2 separate regions of the Homo sapiens genome follow, and region 1 is linked to region 2. The links are chromatin contacts, found by Hi-C or POLR2A ChIA-PET in ENCODE. All regions are on one chromosome and are shown on one strand. Each heading gives the region's core, a stretch centred on a gene start or an enhancer-like site at or near the end of the contact. The rest is flanking DNA. Distances are from core to core; before and after follow the strand shown.

The links. A loop is a pair of places that touch in the nucleus more often than their neighbours do. ChIA-PET counts read pairs that join two places held with the same protein, here RNA polymerase II (POLR2A). Pooled maps may share reads with other maps.
Region 1: a loop to region 2 is called in a pooled map, with 11 times the contacts of the local background. The contact joins the enhancer-like site here to the promoter of LINC01167 in region 2. A Hi-C loop is called at or near these places in 1 of 37 single-sample maps with no recorded cell type and 10 of 50 pooled maps. POLR2A ChIA-PET finds 5 or more read pairs at or near these places in 1 of 52 experiments (WTC11).

The regions. Positions count from the first base shown.
Region 1 is chr10:133,257,906-133,264,189 of GRCh38, forward strand. ADAM8 (ADAM metallopeptidase domain 8) reads right to left here. Exons shown (of 23, transcript NM_001109.5): 22 at 5,783-5,860; 23 at 4,518-5,328. The coding sequence ends at 5,251. Among named protein-coding and RNA genes, the nearest start is that of MIR202HG, 13 kb to the left of the region's middle. RefSeq lists enhancers at 133-432, 1,431-1,480, 4,419-5,395 and a silencer at 3,773-4,102. Within about 2 kb of position 1,451, at least 33 of the 41 ENCODE cell types and tissues checked have a DNase peak (open chromatin) inside an H3K27ac peak, as active enhancers do.
Region 2 is chr10:132,960,803-132,966,424 of GRCh38, forward strand. It overlaps LINC01167 (long intergenic non-protein coding RNA 1167), which reads right to left and starts at 1,435. Exons shown (of 2, transcript NR_125763.1): 1 at 957-1,435; 2 at 538-662. It overlaps LINC01166 (long intergenic non-protein coding RNA 1166), which reads right to left and starts at 4,487. Exons shown (of 2, transcript NR_120627.1): 1 at 4,384-4,487. It overlaps LINC01168 (long intergenic non-protein coding RNA 1168), which reads left to right and starts at 4,732. Exons shown (of 3, transcript NR_046231.1): 1 at 4,732-5,105. RefSeq lists an enhancer at 1,033-1,928.

The DNA.
Region 1 (6,284 bases), core at 201-2,700, 300 kb after region 2:
AGCTCCTCCCCACCACACACCCAGAGCTGGGAGGGGCCAGGATTCAGCACCCTCTAGGGGTGGGCACGGCAGACGCGGTGGGGACCTGGCGCTGAGGTCCTGGCTCCCACTCCAGCGTGGCCTGGTGGCTTCTCCCCGGTTGGGGTACCCTGCACAGGGGTTGTGGTGCCTCCCAAGGGCCAGCCCCGCCCTGACAACCTCTCCTCCAGCCAGGATGGGGTCCATACTCCATCGAGAGGGTTCCTGGCTTCAACACCCTCCACCAGCCTCATGCCACCAGGGCCCTGGTCATCCTGGGGACCCTGCAGAGGGCCTCCTGGGCCTGTCTTCCGGCGGGTGAGCCGGCCCTGCCTGTGGGTGTCTGGGGTGTGGCCTCCAGGCACCAAGCACCCGCTGGCTCCTGATACCTGCCTTTCTGGCTGTGGTGTGTCTCTGGCCTGGCGCCTGTTTCTGAGTCCCTGGAGAGAGCAGGTTCCTCGCAGGTGGCAGGCAGCCCTGTTTGTGTGTGCATGAGCCTGTGGGGGCACCTGGAGCTGAGCGGTGGCCTGTGCTGTCACCACCCGGGGTGGCAGGGCAGGGTCTGGCACTGCCACAGCTCCTGACAGAAGCTGCCTAGGCCTGGGTTGGCTCGGGCTTCTCGGCCAGGCCCTTCCCCAGCACTTCCTGCCCAGCCCCAGCTGCAGGACCTGCTGAAATCTGTGCTGTGGGAGCCCTGTCTCTGAGGGGTCACTGCAGTGACTCCAGAAAACCTGAGTCTCCTGATTCCAGGAGCACCGCTTGCAGCCTGCCACGTGCATGACCCAGCATGACCCGGACTCCTGAGCCAGGACCGAGTCCCCCTGACAGCGGGGAAGCGGCGGACCCTGGGGGCTGGCACCCGCCGTGGCCCTCCCCAGCCCACTGTGGCACTGAGGGGCTGCTCCCCTGGGAATGGCCCCTTCCTAGAGGCAGCCCTGGCCTGGCTTCGAGAGGGGCTCTGGGAACAGGCGGCCCCGGGTAGCTGACCACACCTGACCAGGCCAGTCTTTGGGAAGCCGCCCTCTCAGCCTATGCACTGCAGGGACACTGGGTGGAGAGGGCTGTGCCTCAGTGCCCCTGCAGGGCGGTGCAGCAGCTGGCCGTGCAGGGGGAGGGGGCCTTGCCTTCTGGCTCAGGGAGGAAGCGGCTGCTTTCAGCTGCCTTCGCCTTGCCTCCTGAGGCGGCTTTGGAACCCTCCTGAGGTTTGTGGCCCTGAAGTTCCTTCCTGAGACCCCGCAGGGGACTAAGCCCTCGGCCCAGGGGCACCGGGGAGGGCAGAACCTCAAGACAGGGGCCCGGGACACAGGACAGAGTGTGTGGGGCAGGTGTGCAGGCTGTGCCCAAGGGGCCTCGGGGTTGAAGGGGCTCTTGGAGATGATGTCGACATCGCGGTTCCTGAGCGGGTGCCCAGATCTGGATGAGCTGTTTTCTGGAGAAAGCAGGAAAGTGACGTCATTTTGTGGCTTCAGATTGACCGCAGCCTGGCAGAGAGGGAGTGGTGGCAGGAAGTGAAGCTGCTGGCTTCCCAGTCACGGCCTCCATGATCCACGTGTGGCAGCAAGAATCACAGCTGCATCATGACACCCAGAGGGAAAGCAGCTCAAGCTGCAGTTTAAGGCGACTCCACGGAGGGCCCTGGCTTAGTTGTTGCACAGCATGGGGTCAGATGGATGCCCTGGAAGAGTCAGCAGAGACCCCCTGGCCTTTGGAGTTTGTCTCTGAGCGAGAGACACTGTTGGGATGACCGGCGAGTGGCGTTGGGTCCACATGGGGGCCCTGGTCCGGCTGAGTCTACTGAGCACAGGCCTGCCCCTTGCCACCCAGCTCTGCCCATATGTGGCCGTCATTCCTGGGCTTCACCTGGGAAACGTCCTTTGAGGCAGCTCAGCTTTTCCACAGTGGGTCACGTTGTTTGCTGCTGGAGACTGGCTGAGTCTGTGCTTCCAGTATAGGAAGGTTTAGGAGGCGGTCAGCAGGCCTCTCCTGTGGCCACTGTGCCCGAGGCAGGTGCCTGGGGTGAGAGGGATTCTTCCGGATGTGGCCGTGCACTGCCCAGCAGGCCTGGAGTGAACGTCTGTGTGGAGTCCGGGCTCCCATCCAGCATCCCTTAAGGGTCCTGATGGCTGGAGCTGGGGGAGGCAGGTATGGCAAGGGGCTTCCTGCACGCAGGAAAACTGGAGACCCCTGGTGAAAGAGCCAGGTGTGCACCTGCAGAGCCAGGCATGGGTCCACAGAGCCTGTCAAGCCTGGTTTACACCACAGAGCTGGGTATGCGCTGAGAACCAGGTGTGCACGGAGAGCCAGGTGTACACTGCAGAGCCGCGTGTGCACTGAGAGCAGGTGTGCGCTGAGAACCAGGTGTGCAGAGAGAGCCAGGTGTGCACGGAGAATCAGGTCTGCAGAGAGAGCCAGGTGTGCACTGAGAACCAGGTGTGCACGGAGAATCAGGTCTGCAGAGAGAGCCAGGTGTGCACTGAGAACCAAGTGTGCAGAGTCAGGTGTGCGCTGCAGAGCCGGGTGTGCACTGAGAACCAGGTGTGCAGAGAGAGTCAGGTGTGCGCTGCAGAGCCGGGTGTGCACTGAGAACCAGGTGTGCAGAGAGAGTCAGGTGTGCGCTGCAGAGCCGGGTGTGCACTGAGTCAGGTGTGCAGAGAGTCAGGTGTACACTGCAGAGCCGCGTGTGCACTGAGAGCAGGTGTGCATGGAGAGCCAGGTGTCTGTTGAGAACCAGGTGTGTGCAGAGAGCCAGGTGTGCACTGCATATCTAAGTGCTCATGTGGAGTCTTGGGCTGGGCAGGTGCTGCCCAGGACCCTGGCTCTCTGGCTGTCTTCTGTGCATTTGGGGATGGGAGAAGGGGCTCGGCTCTGGCTGGAGGGCAGCCAGGCAGACTTGCCAGCCAGCACCGCCAGGTGATAAGAGCTGGTGCCCACAGGTACTCAGCAAATGTCTGCATTTTGGGGAGGGCTGGAGAAAATGAAGGCCATGCCCTCTCTGCAAGGCTCCGCACAGGCCCTGTTTCCCAGTCCTTCAGCCACAGGGTGTCCCGGCAACAAGGGTGCCAGGTCGCCTGCACCCTGACTGTCTCCTGCGGAAAGGACAGCGCCTGCTCCTTGTCCTCCAGTAGCTGCTGGACTCCGGGGTCTGGGTGCTCTGGCGCCCGGCGGCTGGGTCCCCACTACAAGGTAGACACCAGCCTTGAATCCAACTGTCGAGGAAATGGGGTGGGCGGCGGAGGCTGGGGAGATCGGGAGGAAGGGAGGTATGGGCTTGAGAGACAGGAACCCACCCTCTGCAAGTGCAGTGGCCTGTCCCCTCCAGAACGCTCTCATTCTTCGTGCTGAAGGGAGCTGGGGGCGTGGCAGGCCTGCGAGACGAATGGGCGCTATCAGCTCAGGGCTCTGCCTCGGAGGAGCCACCCGGAGGCAGCACCCATGGGTGTGGGGGCTTGGCCACAGGGGACGTCAGGCCTCCTCGGTGCAGCACCAGATGCGTCTAACAGCCTCCGCCCCGTGGGCGCCCACTCAGACTTGCTGCTCAGGTGCCTAGAGCAGAAGCCACCTCCTCAGAGGCCAGCGCGCCAGCCTGGCACCACGGGGACGCTCCCAGGGGGTGCCCAGAGGGAACGTGCGCATCGGGCGGGGTACTGCGGCGCGTGTGGGCCGTGAGCCCCGCCCTGTAGTCGGACACTGGAGTCCCGGATCCTACAGATCTGAAAGGCTGAGTCGGATGCAGCAAAGGCGAAGCGGGGTTCGCAGCCCCAGACTCTTGGGCGGGGGGGTCAGCGAGCAACCGGGAGGGGCGCCGCGGGCCATTCGCCGCTTCTCCTGGGCCGAGGGCGCAGGCCCCTGCCGCGGGGGCCCCTCGGACTCCACGACTTCGCGGACGCGCGCCCACCGCCATAGCTGAGGTCCCGGGCCAGGCGGCGCGTGGGTGGCTGAGCGGGAGCGCGTCCAGCCAGGCGTGGAGGCCGCGCGGGGCCGGGGTCGAGCCCAGCATGGCGGGGGGGGTGCGGGGCAGTGGCCCGGACAAGGGCATGGGGCCGGAAGAGGCGGGGCCGTTGCCAGGAGACGAGACGGAATGGGCGGGGCGCGGGCGGGGGCCGTTGCCGGGAGACGAGACGGAATGGGCGGGGCGCGGGCGGGGCCGTTGCCGGGAGACGAGACGGAATGGGCGGGGCGCGGGCGGGGCCGTTGCCGGGAGACGGGGCGGGGGCGGGGCCGGGCCATTGCCCGGAGACGGGGCGGGGCAGGGGTAGCGCGGGCTCCTCCGTGCATCGCGGCGAAGTCTTCTTGGGCGTGGGTTCCTGGATCGGATCGTCTGCCCGCGGGAGGGGCGGGACTGCTTAGTTACGCTGGGGAGGGCCTGAGAAATCCAGGGAGAAAAGAAGGTGGCTTGACCTCATCTATTCGCAGTCTGCATTTTACCAAGCGCCGACCCTTGTATCTCGTGAACTGAAGCCCTCCATCCTTCCCCGCTGATCTAACAAGAATCTACAGAACTCGGTCAATAATTTATTAGTAAAATATACATTTCTCATTATTAAAGAATAAAAGCTTTCAGCCCTGCTGAACACACATCTGAGGTCTCAAGAAAACCAGACAAGATAGCTGACTCTCCCACATAGCCCTTTCCATAAAGGCGATTCCTAAGCTTAAACACACACAAAGCTGGGGCTGTCCCTCTTGAATCCCATGGGAAACAGGCCCCAAGATCAGGGGACCTGGAGTCGGGAGCTTGGGGTGCAGTCTGCTCACTGACACCCTCTCGAAGAGCACGCAGGGGAACCTGGTCCTGGGATGGAGTCTTTCTGGGGATGCCCCACGTCTGTGCTGCCTGGAACCGGGTGCCCAGGGCAGCCGGCTCAGCAGGCCCCAGAGCAGGGGCAGGTGTGGCTGGGAGGGGCTGTATATGTGGCCTCCTGAACACAGCGGGAGACCAGCGGCCACCTGGAGACACGTACACACACACGCACCCGCAAGCACACAGCTCATCCCAGCCTGGTGCCTGCAGACAGCTGGGGCTACACGTGGCCAAGGCGGGGAGAAGGAATTGGCTGAGGGCGTGGACAGCAGGAGCCTCTCAGGTAGATGCATTCCTGAGGTTAGAACAGCAGCTGAGCCTGCAAAGTCAGGGTCTAGGGCTGAGCGGCACTAGCTGGACCGTGGAATGCTGGAACGCATGGCTTCTCTGCCGCAACTTCTCCAAATTTCCACACAGGCGCAGGTGCCCCCCTAGGGTGCTGTGGGAGCTCCGGCTCCTTGCTTCCTCTGGATGGGGGGCTTCAGGGCAACCTTTGGGCCAACAGCACCCTGGGAGGAGGAAAAGATAATTGATGTTGAAAAACTACCTGCTATAAAAGGTATATAAAGGGTACAACGAAATTTTACGTCCTTTAACATCTCTTAAAATGTGGATTCTTGGTTCATCCACCAACAACATGGCCCATGCACACAATGGCAGGTGTGGCAGTCACAATATATACAGCTCACAGAGGACAGACTTTCTTCCCTGCAGTTGCTGGGGGAAGGTCAGGCACCACTGACAGCCGGGGTCGGCATCTGCTGAGAAGTCCCCTGATCACAGCACAGATACCACAGTACAGCCACTGCCAATGCCTTTCCCTTTTCTTTCAGTCACCCAAGTTTATCCACAGATAATCAGAAAAAAACCCCACCCTCCAGGGCAGTGCCACCGTCAGCCCCGTGGGGAGGCCGTGCCGTCCATTGCACAGTGGACTCTGCCTGGTGTGTGCTGGGGCCTCACCTCAGCTGGACCAGGGTTGGCCGCACCAGCCCCGGGTTTGACTGGGGGCACTGGGGGTGCGAACGTTGGCTTGATGACCTGGGAGGAAACAGACACAGCTGACATGGGTCCCCCAGGCACTCCCGGCTCTAGCCTGGACATCACCTTCTCTGGACCTGGAACGAAGCTCCCCACAGACCTCGCTCTGCCCCCCAGGGAGCCTGCAGGCTCCGCCCCCACTGAGCTCGCTACAGAAAAGCCCTCCTGGCTGCCACTGCCCAGGAATAAAGCCCATCAGTGGCAGAACGCCATCCTGGGCCCACCTGCCCAGTACACCATCCACATCCCCTAACCAACCCCCATATTACCCTCCAAGAGCTTTTTTCCTTTCCTTTTTTTTTTTTTTTTTTTTTGAGTCAGGGTCTCCCTCTGTCACCCAGACTGGAGTGCAGTGGCGTGATGTTGGCTCACTGCAGCTTCCTCTTCCTGGGTTCAAGCGATCCTCCCGCCTCAGCCTCCTGAG
Region 2 (5,622 bases), core at 185-2,684:
GGGTGCCACGAATGGGGTTGTGGACAGGGGGTGTGAGGGGCTCGGGGGAGGTGGTGCTGGTGCGTGGCTGCTGCAGCCTGGGGACACAGCCGTCCTCACGCTCGGCCAAGGGTCACTGGTGACAGACGGCGAGGCCTCGTCCCCAGATGCCGCCTCCCACGTGGTTCAGCCAGAACGCGCTCCCACCTCAGCCCTCCCTGGTCACCGTGGGTGTCAGAGCCACCAGGGTGGTGCCATCCCGAGGGGCATTCCCTCGACAGGTGACAGCTCTTCCCAAACACTGCTGCCCCAGAGTGTGACAGAGGCCCCTGGTCCGGAGCCACACCACAGAGGGACACCCCCACGGCCCCTCGCACTGAGAGCGCGCGGCTCAGGCAGGAGCCAGCCTCAGGCTGCAGGCCCTGTGGGCGGACGGCGGAGGGAGGCAGGGCTGGGAGACGTTTTTTGTATCTATGAGTTAACAACAAACCCAGCCGGAACCCCAGGCTCAGATCTGCTCAGAAGACGGAGGGGAAGCAGCAAATGCTGGCGTCTGACTTGGATCCAGGACTTTTATTTTTAAGCTTTAAAAATGTGAAGAAGAGGATGTCACCAGCTAACGACGTCAGCAAACGTCTTGGAAAATTTGGAAACGTGTTGACCGGGTTGGCTGTAATTTATTTCTAGAAGTGTAAGCAAGAATTTGGGGCTGAGGGCTAAGAAAGGCAAAACCAGAAACATCAAGATCGGCTCAATGTGACCCCTGCCGCATGCCTGCTCCCAGGACCCCTCACCCCCAACCCCTGCCACACACCTGCTCCCGGGGGCTCCCCACCCCTCACCCCCACCTCATGCCTGCTCCCCGGCACTTCTCACCTGCTCACCCCTACCACATGCTGGCTCCCCTGACCCCCCACCCCTCACCCCTGCTGCACACCTGCTCCCCTGATCCCCCACCCCTCACCCCTGCTGCACACCTGCTCCGGCGATCCCCCACCCCTCACCCCCGCTGCACTTGCAGCCCAGCCTTGGAGTGCAGGCCTTTCTCCTTCACTCTTCCGCCTTAGGACGCTGGCCGTGTATGAGTGTCAGTGCACGGATGAGCGAGTGTGAGTGTGAGCCTGACAGGCATGTGTGAGCATGAGTTCAGTGTGTGTGTGAGCAAGTGTGTGTGTGCCTGCGTGAGTGTGCACAACAGTCGGCCTCTCCACGTGCATGTGCCAGGCCGGCAGGTCCAGCCCCCTCTGCTTCCTCCGCGTGAGGAGGGCTCACAGTCCCTGCAGGGCCTGCACAGCCCGGGAGACCAGCGATAGGGCAGGGGCTCCGGGAGCTGCCAGCTTGGCTGGGAGGACAGAATCACGTTGCTGATGGACGTCTTCTGAGAGAGGACTGGGACGCCATCATTCGAGTGAGGTTTGAGGTGGGAGTCGACTCCAGAGGCAGTACTTGGACTCCGGACCGGATTGACTAGTTAAAGCAGGGCTCGCGGAAGCAGCTTTCCCTAAGCCTCGCCCACCCGAGTGCCTGTCAGTTTTCCGTTGCCATAGCAACACCCGGGTGTTACCGCCCCCTTCTATGGCAATGACTCAATGACCCAAAAGTTACTACCCCTTCCCTAGAAATTTCTGCATAAATCGCCCCTTAATCTGCATGCGATTAAAAGCGGTATAAGTGTGACTGCAAAACTGCCCCAAGCGGCTGCTCTCTGCCTACGGGGCGGCCCCGCTGCAGGAGCAGTCAGGGAGCTGTGAGCTGTGGCACGGCCGCCTGAATAAAGCTCTTTCCTTCTACCTGCGGCTTGCCCTTGAATTCCCTCCAGGGTAAAGCCAAGAACCGTCGGGGCTCAGCCCCACCTGGGGGCTCCCCTGCCCCGCACCACCGAAGTCTTGGATGGGTAACTGGAAGATGCCATTGTGAATAGAAATATCCTTTCTCGATGAATTAGAAAATGAAACCAACTCCTGCATTAATTTTACACAAATGACATCAAGAGGGTTGAGAGAAGAAGGTGGCTGTCCCCAGCTCCGGGTCCCTGCCAGCCTTATGATAGTCTTCTAAGGCCATCTATTATTTCCTGAAATATTCATAGAAGTATGAAAAATTGAGCATGAGTGGTTTGCTTTGTGCTTCGTTATTTATTAAGCTTGTGACTTATTTTTCTTTTGGCGAAGAGCTTCCTATCTTTTCCAAGAAAAAAAAAGTGGGCCAGAATAACAGCCCTCATGTTTTGAGCTTGAAATTAAAATTTCGAAGACCTCCCTGTACAAAGTGAAGCTGAGTAAAGATGTTTACAAATGCAGATTGAAAATGAAAAATGCAAGGGCCTTTGTGACTCATTTTATGAATATGTGTTTTTATCAAAGAACTCCCATAAGTTGACTCGGAGCCTGATTTGCATCTAGGGTTTCATCCTTGCTTGGTGGTGGACTGGCCGTCCCTTCATCCCTTCTATAAGTCCATTAACATCCCTCCCTCCATCTGTCCGTCAACATCCCTCCCTCCATCCATCTGTCTATCAACATTCCTCCCTCCCTCCATCTGTCCATCAAAATCCCTCCCTTCATCCATCTGTCTATCAACATTCCTCCCTCCCTCCATCTGTCCATCAACATCCCTCCCTCCATCCATCCGTCCATCAACATCCCTTCCTCCATCCATCCGTCCATCAACATCCCTCCATCCATCCGTCCATCAACATCCCTCCCTCCATCCATCCGTCCATCAACATCCCTCCCTCCATCCATCCGTCCATCAACATCCCTCTCTCCATCCATCCATCCATCAACATTCCTGGCACCTGCTCAGCATCGGGGGGGCATCCCAGCCCTCACAGGGAGCAGGCACAGTAGGTACAGGTAGAGGCTCCCTGCCTGCTCAGCCCCAGGCCGCTCCTGAGAGCACCCCCAAAGCCACAGGTCACAGCACATTGCCCCTGATTTTACCCCATTAGGAGAGGGAAGATGTGCCCAAGGGGACTGGTGAGCCACAGGGAGGCGGATTCCTGGGCTGCAGCTTAAAACAAGACACTTGTTCCCTCATGGTTCCGGAAGCCAGAGTCCAAGATTGAGGTGTAGGCCTGCGCTCCCTCAGAGCTGCTCGCTCCAGGGAGATCCCTCCTCGGCGCTTCTGCTTCTGGTGACTCCGGGTGTCCTCAGCATCGCCCAGCCCCACCTCCATCTTTGCAAGCCTCTCCTTTCTCCCATAAGGATGCCAGGCACCGGATTTCAGGCCCATACTAAATCCAAGATGATCTCATCATGATATCCTTAACTTTTTACATCTGCGAAGACCCTGTTTCCAAACTGGTCACGTTTGTAGGAACCAGGGCTTAGGACTCGAACATATCTTTTGGGGAGACAAGATTCATCCCCCATGAGCATGGGTTCAGAGAGCAACGGCTTTAGCACTACCGAGGTCTTAATCCAAGCTTCCTGTCAGGATTTAATACAAGGGAGGCTGAACTGCCGGGGAGCTCAGAAATGCACGAGCAAGACATGAGCGTAGGGGAGGTTCCCGGGGTGCCTCGACTGTCCAGGCTTGCAGCTGCAGGTGGAGAGGAGGCAAGGCTGTTTGCCCATTTCAGCCTCAGAACAGTCACAGCCCAGCAGCCGGCGGCCTGTCCATGATGACCATTCTGCTCCGGAGCCTACACAGAGGGCACTGTTCACCCTGCGGCCGCCTCCCTGCGCTCCAAGGATCAGCCTCATGATAAGGTCAGAAAGAACCTTGGCTTTAGGGTCTGTCCCGCGTGGCCACCTGTTCTGTATGTTAAAACCGACTTGCCTGCCATTTCTCTTCTTATCCCTCACACCCACCCACCCAGCCTGGGCCAGGCCTGGTTCTAGGGCGCGGCCAACGGTCGGGGACAAAATATTCATGGTTTCTGGGTTCGTGGTCAGGCAGTTTGGGTGGACACAAGCAAGTGCCACGTAAAATAAGCAACGGTGAGAATGGTTATGAGTCGCAATGACACTGTGAGGCACTTTAACAGGCTCATCGGCGTGGCCCTAGGCCCTGCCCTCTGTGAGCCCAGGTCACCCCCAGGACGCCCAGCGGCTGCTGCGCCACCTCCCTCCTCCCACTGTGGCCAGGCCTGGCGGGCGGGTGCTGCCTCCCGACACGCACACTTTGCCGGGGCAGGTCCGCGCCAGCGCCGTCGCCAGAAGAGCCTCACAAAGACGCGGCTGCCACCGTTTGGCGTCTTTGAAGACTGTTCAGCAGGTCTGAGGATGAGCTGCTCTGAGGGTTTTTCCCAACTTACCATTTTGATACAACGTCAAACATATGTAAAAGTCACAAGAATACGACAAGGAACTGCCATTAGAGCCTTAGGCGAATTCACCAACTGTTCCCACTTCTCACCGGTGTCACCTTCCCACCGTTCCCACTCCTCACTGGCGTTACCTTCCCTCCGTTCCCACTTCTCCTCAACGGCGTTACATTCCTGCGGTTCCCACTTCTCACCGGTGTCACCTTCCCACCGTTCCCACTCCTCACTGGCGTTACCTTCCCACCGTTCCCACTCCTCACTGGCGTTACCTTCCCTCCGTTCCCACTTCTCCTCAACGGCGTTACATTCCTGCGGTTCCCACTTCTCACCGGTGTCACCTTCCCACCGTTCCCACTCCTCACTGGCGTTACCTTCCCTCCGTTCCCACTTCTCCTCAACGGCGTTACCTTCCTGCGGTTCCCACTTCTCACCGGTGTCACCTTCCCACCGTTCCCACTCCTCACTGGCGTTACCTTCCTGCCATTCCCACTTCTCCTCACGGCGTTACCTTCCTGCCGTTCCCACTTCTCCTCAATGGTGTTTCCTTCCCGCCTTTCCCACTTCTCACCAGCGTTACCTTCCCGCCATTCCTACTTCTCCTCAACGACGTTACCTTCCCTCTGTTCCCACTTCTCACTGGCGTTACCTTCATGCTGTTCCTACTTCTCCTCATGCCATTACCTTCCTGCCATTCCCACTTCTCCTCACGCATTACCTTCCTGCTGTTCCCAATTCTCTCTGGCGTTACCTTCCTGCTGTTCTGCCGTTCACGCGTGTTTATATGTGTTTGCATGTGTTTACATGTGTTTGCATGTGCCTGTGTCTGCATATGCGCATTTCCCTGAATCGACGGAGGGTGAGTTGAGAGTTGAAGAAATTATGCCATTTTACTGCTAAATACCTCAGCGTGTACTTCCTGACAAAGACACTTCTTTTCATTACCACAGTATAGCTGTCAAAATCAGGAAAGTTCACACCAATGAAATATCTAATCCAGAGTCCATACTCAGATTTCATCAATTGTGCCTAAACATCCCTTTAGCTTTTTCCCACTACATCCTGGATCTAATCCAGGACCGCGGGCCTATGACCTTTTCAAAGTCCTAATTTCCATCCTTCTTCAACAGTTCTTGTAGCCTTTCTTTGTATTTCTTGACCTTGACATTTTTGTGAGTGTTTGTCAGCGACTTTGCAGAGTGCCCCTCAGTCTGGGTTGACGTTCGGATTTTCCATTTTATTCTAAGGTGGTTTTGGTAAATTGTATTATTCAAGGACTTTCCCCCATTTCATTGTAATTGCCAAATGTATTGGCATAAACTGGTTTATCATGTTCCCTGATTTCCCTTTTAGTGACTGTAGAATCTCTATATTTC